2 separate regions of the Homo sapiens genome follow, and region 1 is linked to region 2. The links are chromatin loops, found by intact Hi-C in ENCODE. Cell type or tissue: psoas muscle. All regions are shown on one strand. Links, peaks and the distances in the headings refer to the core of each region. The heading gives the core; the rest is flanking DNA.

Region 1 (5,380 bases), core at 206-5,205, 85 kb before region 2:
GTTGAATCCTGACTGCTTTTAATTTGTTGCAAGATGTCGGCCAAGCCATCTAAGCTCTCTGGATCTGTTTCCTCATCTGTAAAATAAGTGGACTGAGACAGCTGATCTCTGAGTCCCTTCCAATTTAGAATTTTTCATCTGAGGTCATTTTCCGGTCGATTGGCTTTTCTGCCTCCTTGACACCAATCTGTGTTCTGAGACTAGTTCTGTGAAGGGCATTGGGTAGAGTAGGATACTTAAAGGGAAGCAAGGAAGAGGGATTTTAGTCAATACAATATGACAGAAGGCAAAGTGTTGCTGTTAATGTTGGTTAAATGTTTTCCAGCAGCTCAATATAAAGTGGCAAGTAAGCGCAACTTCAGACAACAAACAAATGGCACTTGTTTTCTGTGGTTAAGGACCGCAGAGATTACACAGGCTCCAAATCATAGAAATGACAAGCGATTTTTTCCTTTTCACTCATCTATAGTTTCTGATTTTAAAACAATCAATAAGTATTATTTATATAAAAGAAAAGCTTTCTTCTAATTGGAAAATTATACATGTTCAATGGAGAAAACTTGGAAAACAAAAAAAAGCACAAAGGAAAAAAAGTCACTAATAATTCACCATCTAGAGACATTCGCTCAATAGCTTAATTCCTTCTGGCCTTAAAAAATGCAATTTATAGATATATATTGTTTACAAAAATATTAGACCATAATACTGGCACATAACCAGCCTTTCACCAAGCCATCAGGAACATTTTCCTGTCAAAAATGATCACCTGGTATTTCACTATATGGGAAAAACATGATTAACATAACCAATATGTTTTTTAAAAACAGTCAAGATGTTTCCAATTATATGTCATAACAAATAATGCTGTGAGGAACACTTCTATACATGCCTCCATACGTGCTCGTCTAGTTATTCCTTTTCGGCGAATTTTTGGAAATGGAGTATTTGAGTCAAATGGTATAAGAGAAACATTTTGCCTGCTGCTTTCAGAAAGGCAGGATCAGTTTACATTCACCACTAGTAAAGAATCATGCCCATTTTACCCCACTCTCACTAGTACTGGGCACCATCAGGCTTTTTAACCTTTACTAATGTCACAGGTAAAACACAGGATTGCGCTGTTTTAATTAGCATGTCTTTGTTTAGCACCAAGGATGAACATTTTTCCATGTTTACTGACCATCTGGATTTCTGCTTTTGTTAACTGCCTGCTTATGAACTTTGCACATTTTCATCTCCAGGTGTTAATATTTTTCTAAGGACACAGCTTTAATGCAGGCTCACGACCAGGTCCGGCCAGTCTTTGTGGGGGAGGGGGGGCAGCAGTTTAATTAGGCCACCAGATCACCCTCCCTACCTTCCGGCCTGCTGGCATGGAGGGAGCTCTCCCAACTCTGGAACACATGGGTGTTCCCTGCTCAGGTCTCTCTCCTTTTACAGGCAGCCCGATTTCTTTTGGTTGCAGGCTTTCCTTATTAGTAGAATAATTTGAAGTGTCAGTGTTTTCTGGTTCTTACCAGACACATTGAGTACTGCTTTGATACCAAAAGGAGCACATCACTTGAAGACACAAACAAGTCAAGGTCCACACAGCTTAGAAAATCCCCCCGCAAAGCACAGGAGAGGCAGCCAACCATAATCTGGTTTGATCCTATTGCGTTTCCTAAAAGTGAACTGAGGTAGCATGATCAGAAGCTGAGAGTTACTCTTATCTTTCTGTGATAGGTTGGAGACTTGAAAGCACAGATGCAAACTGGAACGTGAAATGCCAGTTTCACTGATGCAAGGACTTTTTCACATGCTTGAATAAAAGGCAGTGTCAACTTGGGAATCAACAGAGTTGTGAGGCTCTCCTGCCTCCACCAGTTACTGACAGTGTGACTCTGAGCAAGTTACCTAACCTCACCAAGCCTCAGTTTCCTCAGGTGTAATTGGAAGATACCATCTACCTCAAAGGTGGTAGTGAGAGTGTGTAGAGAAGAGTGCAGGGTGACCACTCACAAAACGGCTGTCCCTGTAATGTGCTCCTGACTGTGAGGCCTATGAGGGTAGGGACTGTGTTCCTCTCACCATTATGTGCCCTGCGTCAGGCACTGGCACTGGCCTGCATTGCAAGTGATGAAGAGAAGAGGACTCAAATGAACAGAAAAGAAGCCAAGCCAACTGGAGGCAGATTGGAGGAAAGGTCGAAGTGTCTACTGGGGCAAGGTGGCGTTGACCAAAGGGGCATCTCCTGTCTCTTGGGAGAGAGCCCTTGGCAGGGATGAGAGAGACCACCAACTGAACTCTGCCGCCCTCCCAAGGGAGGACAGGAATTTGTTGTCCAGGGACATGATGGCATGAGACAAAAAGTTCCAGAAACAGACGTAAGTCTCTAAAGGTTTCTGATACAAAGTGACCAAAATAGGCGACATAATGGGAATCACAAGGATATCCTGAGACCTCTTTGCCTAAAACCTCAAAATATAGCCAGACCTATTTTAAGATGAGGGAAAAGAATCCATTCCCTTTAGCCTGCCAAAATCCACCCCTAATGGTATGAGCTAATCCTAGTGATCTGAACGGTGAATTCCTTATGGTGTTTTGGACGGGGGAAGGAATATAGAATGACAAAGACAATAAAATAGCTGGCAATCATTCGGCAGTGCTATTCTAAGACCCTGACCTGAACAGCTGCATGTAATCCCTGTGACGGCCCTGTGAGGGAGATACACTGTTCTCATTTTGTAGATGAGGAAACTGTGGCACAAGGCAGTCAAGTACGTTAAGCGAAGGGAGCATCTCACACAGTTGCATTTTGTACTTTCAAATCTCTAACCTATTGCAGAAAGATAAGAGTAACTCCCAGCTTCTGATGCTGAACTGCTCCTCAGTTCACTTTAAGAAAACGCAATAGGATCAAACTAGATCGTGGCTGGATGCCTCTCATACGCGCTTCGGGGGGGTTTTCTAAGCATCTCCCTGAAGAGCTTCCCTTGCTCTGCCTTTTGTAAGCCCCCCTCTCTTTGTAAGCCCCCCTCTCTTTGTAAGTCCCCCCTCTCTTTGTAAGCCCCCCTCTCTTTGTAAGCCCCCCTCTCTTTGTAAGCCCCCCTCTCTTTGTAAGTCCCCCTCTTTGTAAGCCAACCCTTAGGCCTTGATCATTTTTGTCCTCACAAATATTTTAATATTCCTAGGCTGTTTATGGTGTTGCTTGCAGATAGGTCAGTTTTATGCTTCCTGTCATTTTATGTAGGCACAAGAAAATGGTTTCTTATCTACAACGCCACAGGTCTAGATTCCCTCCAACTACAGGAAAGTAAGTAGTTCCTTGATTTGTCATTTAAAAACCTGCTCAGGAGGAAGGTGATGGAACCAGCTTGTCTTACAGACTGTCAAGACATTAAGCACTTGGCTCATATCGGAGGAAAATGAGCTACTGAAAGGGTCTCCTAGACCAATAAATCTACTGAGCTCATGATCATGAATCCCGGGGCTTCAAAACTAGCTCCTACTCTTATGGTCGCTACACGTGTTCACAAGAAATGGACTCCCTGAGAGCTGTTGGATGACAGCCTCAAAAACACTCCTCTTGGTGTAAGTGCGGCTGAGTCTAAGAAGTAAAGAAAAACAAAGGTGCATGGAAAGGAAACATCTCCTGAACCTACTACAGGCATGTTCCATTACTGAGAAGTAACAGATCGGGAGTGCCCAGTACACAGTGCGGTTGTGTGACTCTTGAATTCCTGGGCTGACCCAATTCCTGTGGAGCTTTCCTCTCAGATCCCCCAAAGGCTGCCAACTGTGGAGCTTCAATCTTGGTGGACCAGGCACACCAATCACCATTAAAAGGAAGGGTCTGTGATGAGAGAGAGGACATAGGACACTCTCCTAGTTTCCCCACACATAAAATATTTCCACACCAGGTACTCACCAGCAGACTGTAGAAGAATTCATGGACAAAGAGCCCCATGGCACAGATCACCAGATACAACAAATGATAGAGGAACTCAACATCCAGAACCATGGCTCGGTAGCCTCTTGTGAATGTCCCACAGTTGCCCACAAAGCTCATTAGAAAGATGATTTTATTGCATACCTGAGAACAATGACAGGAACAGTCAGATGGCACGGACTGTGCCAAACTCTTCATGAGAGCAACGAGAGCATCTCACACAAATGTATTTCAGTCACCGTGCCCAAACAAACGCTTCCTTTTCCACCCGGTGCCCACCAAACCCGCCAAGACCCATTTGCAGATCTAAGTCATTTCATTACTTTGCTTTTCAGGCATATTACAAATTACATGGTAGTCAAATAACTTCATGCGCAACAGTAATCAAGTAGCATTTCTCTATGGCAAAAACAAAATTAACACATACTGAGATTATGATTTTCAAAATGAGATATGAATCATTTCTAACATTCTTGTATGAGTTAGTCAAACACAGAAGTCACCTCAATCCACGAACCCTGTGATCAGCATGATCAAAAGCATTTTCTGAATTTGTTACATTCTAGGCACTGTAAGGTGGCAATTTAATGAGCAGTGATCAGTTCTTGCCTTTCAATGCTCCTAAGTTCACAGGGAAAACAACAATTTTCTTGGGGGAAAAAAAATATAAGGGACTTCAGGATGAGTTCTATTCCCCTGCCCTCTCTTCTGGGAATAACTTCTAATTTTCCTTTGGGGACCATTCCTCTCTGAGTAGCAGTCTTTGAGGTCTGGGTGGGGCTCCAACCTGGCCATCACAATATTGTATTCCCCTGGGTACAATGACTGGTTTAGAGATAGACACAGGACCAAATGGAGCCAATGATGTCCACTGAGCTCTTTCTTGGGATTGCAGCCAAAGATAATTTTGTTCTTTCCCACTGACCTTGAACCTGAGCAGCTGTGAACTCTGGAGCTGCCACATTACCAACACTGAAGGCACCACCAGCACTGGGGACACAGAGCCAAAAGATGGCAAGGAGGAACTGGGCCCTGAGGACACTGTGTGAGCCCCTGTATCAGCTGTGCCTGAAGCGAGGCTGTTGGTTTCTTGGTCAAAATGAACCAATACATATTCTCCTTTGCTGAGGCTAGCATGGATTAGGTTTTCTGACATCTGCAACTGAAGGAGTCCTAACTGAACTACTGTGCAATATAGTCTCACCTTTGATAGAAACCCCAATGCCTGGAAGTCCATCTCTAGCAATATGTTGACAGAAAAACTTGGCTCAGGAGGAGGCCAGAGAGGGACCTCTCTGGATGCACTTGGTAAAACCATCTTCTGCTACTCTAGCTCCCTTGGCCACAGGTGCGGGGGAAATACTGCCAGTTAATCTGGTAGGTCGGTGTAAGTGAGCTTCTCGGCAATCAGATAAGCGAGGAAGCCGACACCCACAGATCGCTGCTGGC
Region 2 (5,380 bases), core at 61-5,060:
CACCCCATGCGTTTCCCTTGAGGGCTTCATGGTCTGGGTTTCCTGGCCCCATCCCAGCCATGCCACACAGATACCACCCTCCCCCTTGATTTAATAATTTCCAGCCCATGGATGAGCAACAAAAGGATGCCTCGAAAGGACATGCAGGTGAGGGGGAAGGGGTGAGAGGGCATGCAGGGGCTACACAAAGGTGTGCCTGGAGAAAAGTCCACCGCTCCATCTGCAGACAGTGCCGTGAATCTGCCCTCCAAAAGGACATGTGCCTGGAGCAGAGAAGAGATGTCAGATGGAACTGCCAGACCCCACCTGGGCATCTCGGGACCAAAGTCACACACCAGCGGTGTGACTAGTGTGAGGTGTAGTCTGAGGCCACGAGACAAACCCGAGGCTCACGCTGCAACTATGTGACCTTGGCCTCTAACAGGGCTCCAGCACACTCACCTCAGGGCCAGAAGGTGGCTGTCAGGTGGCAGGCCAGGGCTGGTGTTGAAAGCATGAGATGAGTGACACTACGAAATCTGGTGGTGTCTTCGTCCAGCTCAACATTACCCTTTTGATAGTTTGATCCCCAAGAGGGAAGAAAGCCTCTTAATATAGGGCTGCTATATTATGTAATCTAATGATTTCTGTCTTTTGTCTATTTCCCAACAGAGAAAATGAAAGAAAGATCCAGGGCATTAAACTACTTCGGCAAAGACAACAAGGGTTGCTCACTCAATTCTGGACAGACGACCTTTCCTGCATGAGTCCAACTCCACTAATCTCAGGGAGAAAACTTCCCTCTGAAGCATGCAGCCTCCTGCTCGGGGTGGGGAGGGACAGTGCTGGTGGTAGGAAGGACATGAGTGGGGAAGGAAAGTAAAAGCAGAGCACAGGTAAAGGTATTTTCAAAATGATAGAAAGATCACAATCCAAGAATGCATTTTTAACTCTACCCTTACATTCTGTATGCTAAAGAATTAAAACTGTGTAAACATTTTTGCTATCTTCCCTTAGTGCAAAAAGAACATATGAGAAAAAGCAGAATTAAAGCAATTTCCCATGCATTTTAGAGCAGACAGAGATATAGACAGAAGTATTATATTCTACTATTTGCATGGGAAACCCTCCCACTACAGCATCCTTTATACTGATCCAATATGATCAGAACAAAAGAATTATAGGCATGGATTCACCATAGGAATGCACGGAGCTACCCTCTTACCCCTTTGCCAATCAAAACAAAAGCAAAAGAAAATAAAGATGGAACTAGTATGTCGTCTGTTTGAATTCTCTTGCCTGTGCTCTCTTTGTCCAGAGAAGCATCTTGAATTCTTTCAGAATAGAAATAGGTAGTATATATCTATTTCTTAATCACCCGGCAGGGATTATGTTTTATGATTGTACTGACACACTATTTCCTCTGTTAAACTGCTGTCATGCTTGTTCTAAAATTAGTTTAATTAATTCTTAAAACAAAAATTAAATTTAAATTAATAACTGTCTTTTCCCTTGAAAATTTTACGAAGCCGTTTGAGAAAACAGAGGATGCTTTGCATCTTCAAGAATCGTGTCTAACCAGAAAAACACTTTTCAATGTGATCCCTTCGTGGAATAGACTGGAAAACCCCAGAGCACTGCATGAGCATCCTGTGACTATGGCTCATCCAGGGTTTAGCTCTGGCTCTCTGTGTGGCCCTGAGCCAGTCACTGAACCTCTCTGGGCATCCACTTCCTGACCTACTCAAGGAGGACAAAGCAAATATTCTTTTTTTGTGTGTCTGTCTGTTTTTGTGATGGAGTCTTGCTCTGTCTCCCAGGCTGAAGTGCAGTGGCATGATCTCGGCTCACTGCAACCTCCGCCTCCAGGGTTCAAGCGATTCTCCTGCCTCAGCCTCCTGAGTAGCTGGGACTACAGGCATGCACCACCACACCCAGCTAATTTTGTATTTTTAGTAGAGACATGGTTTCACCATGTGGGCCTGGCTGATCTCGAACTCCTGACCTCAAGTGATCCGCCTGCCTCGGGCTCCCAAAGTGCTGGGATTACAGGTGTGAGTCACCACACATGGCTGCAAATATTCTTTAGGATTCCTTCTAACTAAAATACTAATTAATCCTTGGTTTATTTTCAGTAAATTTCATTTCACAATATCTAGCTGGCAAGTTCCCTAAATAATCCAACCCATGGGCCAGGCATGGAAGGGGCCAGGCCATACATGGTATCTAAGTCGGTAAAACCACCCATAGCCTATACTAGCACTTCCTTCTAATGCGGATGTTGGCTATGTTTCCTTGAGGATAAGGTTATTTTATGGCAATAAGCTGTAATTTCAATAAATATAAGCATATTAATAGGATATATATGTTCAAATAAGATCTGTATAAATACAATGTATAATACCCCAAGGAAAAGATAATGTTTAGTAAATGAATAAATGGAATTATATTTTTATTGTCACGTTTTTTACATGAAAGGTGAAGCCCTCATTGAACATGTGTTTAGGGGGAACATTTTGAGGGCACGGGCTCTCTGAAATTCCCATGTTCTGTATTCCTGCTTAGTCCCAGGACCAGTCACTGCGTTCAGGCGCTGGCACCTCCAGTCAAGGCCAATCTCACACATCAGCAGGCGATTCATAGTGATCTGATGTGCTCTGGTTTTGAACTGAGAAACCAACTAGTGCCCTCTACTGCCTCTTCATATTTACTCTGCAATCTTGTCTTCCCAGTGTTTTTAGGCGAGGTGAGCAAAACCTAACTTAATAGAAAAATGACTCCCAATGAATGGCTTTGAAATAGAAATTCAAACTGCACCTCAAGTCACTGAATCTTAAGTGTCCTTCCTGGATGAGGCCACGAATCAGGCCCTCATTATGGTACCTTGGGTAGTAACTGAATATATGCATATGCGACACTGATCTACTCACTTGCAACACATAATGTACCCAGCATTTTATCAAGGGACAAATTTCTACTACAAATGAAAGAAATTATACTTTATCATTCTTAAATGAAAAGGAGCACACAGACTTCCTAAGGTGACTATTTCTGGTGTCTGCACAACAGCACCCACGCACATCCATCCATCCGCTTCATGTGTGCCTATCACAGACCAGCACAGATCGCGGCCTGCAAATACCCTTTGTTTTCTACTGCCCTCAGCAGTAATCCCCTTCCTACCCTGGGGCTTCTAGAATTTTCCTTTGAAATGGGATGTCTCTTTCTATGACTAACCTGATAGAAACCGAATGCAATTCAAAAAATGTAACTGTACCGTAGATCTAGTTATCAGCAAATCAAAGACAATTTGTATCTCCAGCCGCTCGAATCAGTCTTCAGAGTTCCTTTCCACTCACTCATAACCTCAGAGGAGACCAACAGTGAACAGGCTTGCAAATATGTTTGCTGGGCCCGATCCTGCATCAGCCTCTGAAAACCCACACTAAGAAAACAGAAAGCTTTAAAGAAAATTGAGCTAAAATAGAAGTTATCTAGCATTTCAGTAGAACAACTTTAAATCTTCCTATCTGCTGAGACAACTATCTTTACTAACTCTATTTGTTTTTAGAAACAGAACTAAGCAAAAATTATTTAGCTCCAACAATGTGGTTTCACCTACAGTTTATAGGACAAGCTCATCAGAACCCAATAGCAAAGTTCATTTTTTAAAAACACATTCTGACATGACCAAATTATACAACTTCAGTCATTACGGAATAATCTCAGTGATATGCATATATATATATATATATATATATATATATACACGCACACACACGTATCTACACACAGACATATATAAATATATATAAATATATATATATATATATCCCTCCACTGACTTTGCAATAGGTTCTGTATGTTCTGAGTTGAGTTTGCTCTGTGGTTGCCAGTGTCTAACAGTAAACAGCCCCACTGCATTTATTGGCAATTACTGCTGAAGGTCACACATCAGCAGTGAGCCTAAATTCCAGGAAAAAAAGCAGCTCTTATGTAACTGCTGCCTGAACACTGGCAGGTACCCAACCCAGCAGTTCACAGCAATGTAAAAAGTAGGACATCTCCACCCTGGGTTGGGCGTCATGAGAACGCCCCCTGAAGGTGAAATTTAATCACTCTTTGTTTCTCCTGTTTCCCCCTCTACCTCGAATTTTACAATGGCATCTTTTGCCGGCAGAAGCAGCTCAAGTAGGAGAAGTCGAGGAGTTAACATATGCAGGCTGCAGCCGCCCTGAGTAGCTGGAATGTGAATTTAGCTTTTTTGTTGCAATGCAGGAGGGCAAAGTTGCTAGCTGGCACCAATGGCTCCAGAGATTCCACAGTTCCAAGGAGGCAGTGATTCAGTGGGAATCACATCTCAAATACGTAGAAACAGACACGTCCACTGAACCACAGTACCTGCTTTCTAAACACACCAATCCCTTCTACAGACACATCTATGAAAACTAGGTGGACTACTGTTCTGCTCACCACCTCGGGAGTACTTCGCTGGAACTATCCGTTTGATTAGTGCAGCACTTTAAAGCATAGGAAAGCAATTCACATGATTACCTGTTGGGGCCACTCACCTGTCATCACCTGATCTCCTAAGCCGCTACCTGGCCTCCCTGCTTAGGTAGAAGTCCCCGGATTCCATGAGCTTCTCCTTTCTAATGTGTCTCACAGCTGAGAGCTGTCATCTTGCATGAATCTGTATTATTGTCCCTTTGCCCCCCACAAAACTGTAATCTCCAGAATGGCAGACACTGTGCCCATTTGGGGCACCACTGTATCCAAATCCCCCTGGACGTAACAGGCACTCAAATATTAGTCATATAAATGAATGTCTTTAGCACCAGCTGTTAACTCTTTCAAGCCAAGAATGGCTAGAGGAGGGAACTTTCTGGGATGATGGAAACATTCTGTGTCTTGATTTAGGTGGCGGCTACACAGGTGTACACATGTGTAACAATTCACCCAGCTCTGAGCGGAAGGTACAACAACATGAGGAGTTTCTCTCTCTCCTCCACCCCATCTGTCCCCCTGCCCCAGCCCCAGGGGATTAAGAAAAATCAGGGGGTAAGGATGGAGACCCTGCCTCTTTGCTTGCCAAAAAACAAACAACCCCTCCTCTTCCTGGTTTCAAACAAAATTTTATTCTAGAATGCAGCGGGGAAGACCCCATACCATGCGCTTTTCTTGCAGGAAATCTACACCTGTGTCCTCATTTCACCCTGTTTTCTCAGAGCACTGACAGGGCCTCAGTAGGCATTGTACTTTTTATCAAGTCATTAATTGCACATCAAGTGGCCTTTATGATCAAAGCATGGCGTCCCTTCCTCAGTGGGCCACTGGGCAGGCCCTACACAGCCTTGGGGCTCTTCCCCACCACATTTAGACTTTGGAACATGGGTACGCA

The links. Hi-C counts contacts between places; a loop is a spot of excess contacts. Peaks named below come from ENCODE experiments on the same cell type or tissue, not always from the same donor. Only the 100,000 strongest peaks of a DNase experiment are listed, where the experiment ranks them.
Region 1: it touches region 2 in a loop (2.6-fold over the local background); 9 of 110 quality-filtered maps call a loop at or near these places.

Annotation. Positions count from the first base shown.
Region 1 is chr3:4,804,798-4,810,177 of GRCh38, reverse strand. It overlaps ITPR1 (inositol 1,4,5-trisphosphate receptor type 1), which reads right to left. Exons shown (of 62, transcript NM_001378452.1): 55 at 3,911-4,075. Among named protein-coding and RNA genes, the nearest start is that of EGOT, 56 kb to the right of the region's middle. In psoas muscle, for the core only: a CTCF peak has its summit at 2,704; DNase peaks (open chromatin) are centred at 1,357 and 2,097; H3K27ac peaks cover 1,694 bases.
Region 2 is chr3:4,719,540-4,724,919 of GRCh38, reverse strand. All of the region lies in intron 40 of ITPR1 (inositol 1,4,5-trisphosphate receptor type 1), which reads right to left. Among named protein-coding and RNA genes, the nearest start is that of EGOT, 29 kb to the left of the region's middle. In psoas muscle, for the core only: CTCF peaks have their summits at 2,677 (motif pointing left) and 4,073; DNase peaks (open chromatin) are centred at 2,579 and 4,019; H3K27ac peaks cover 2,186 bases.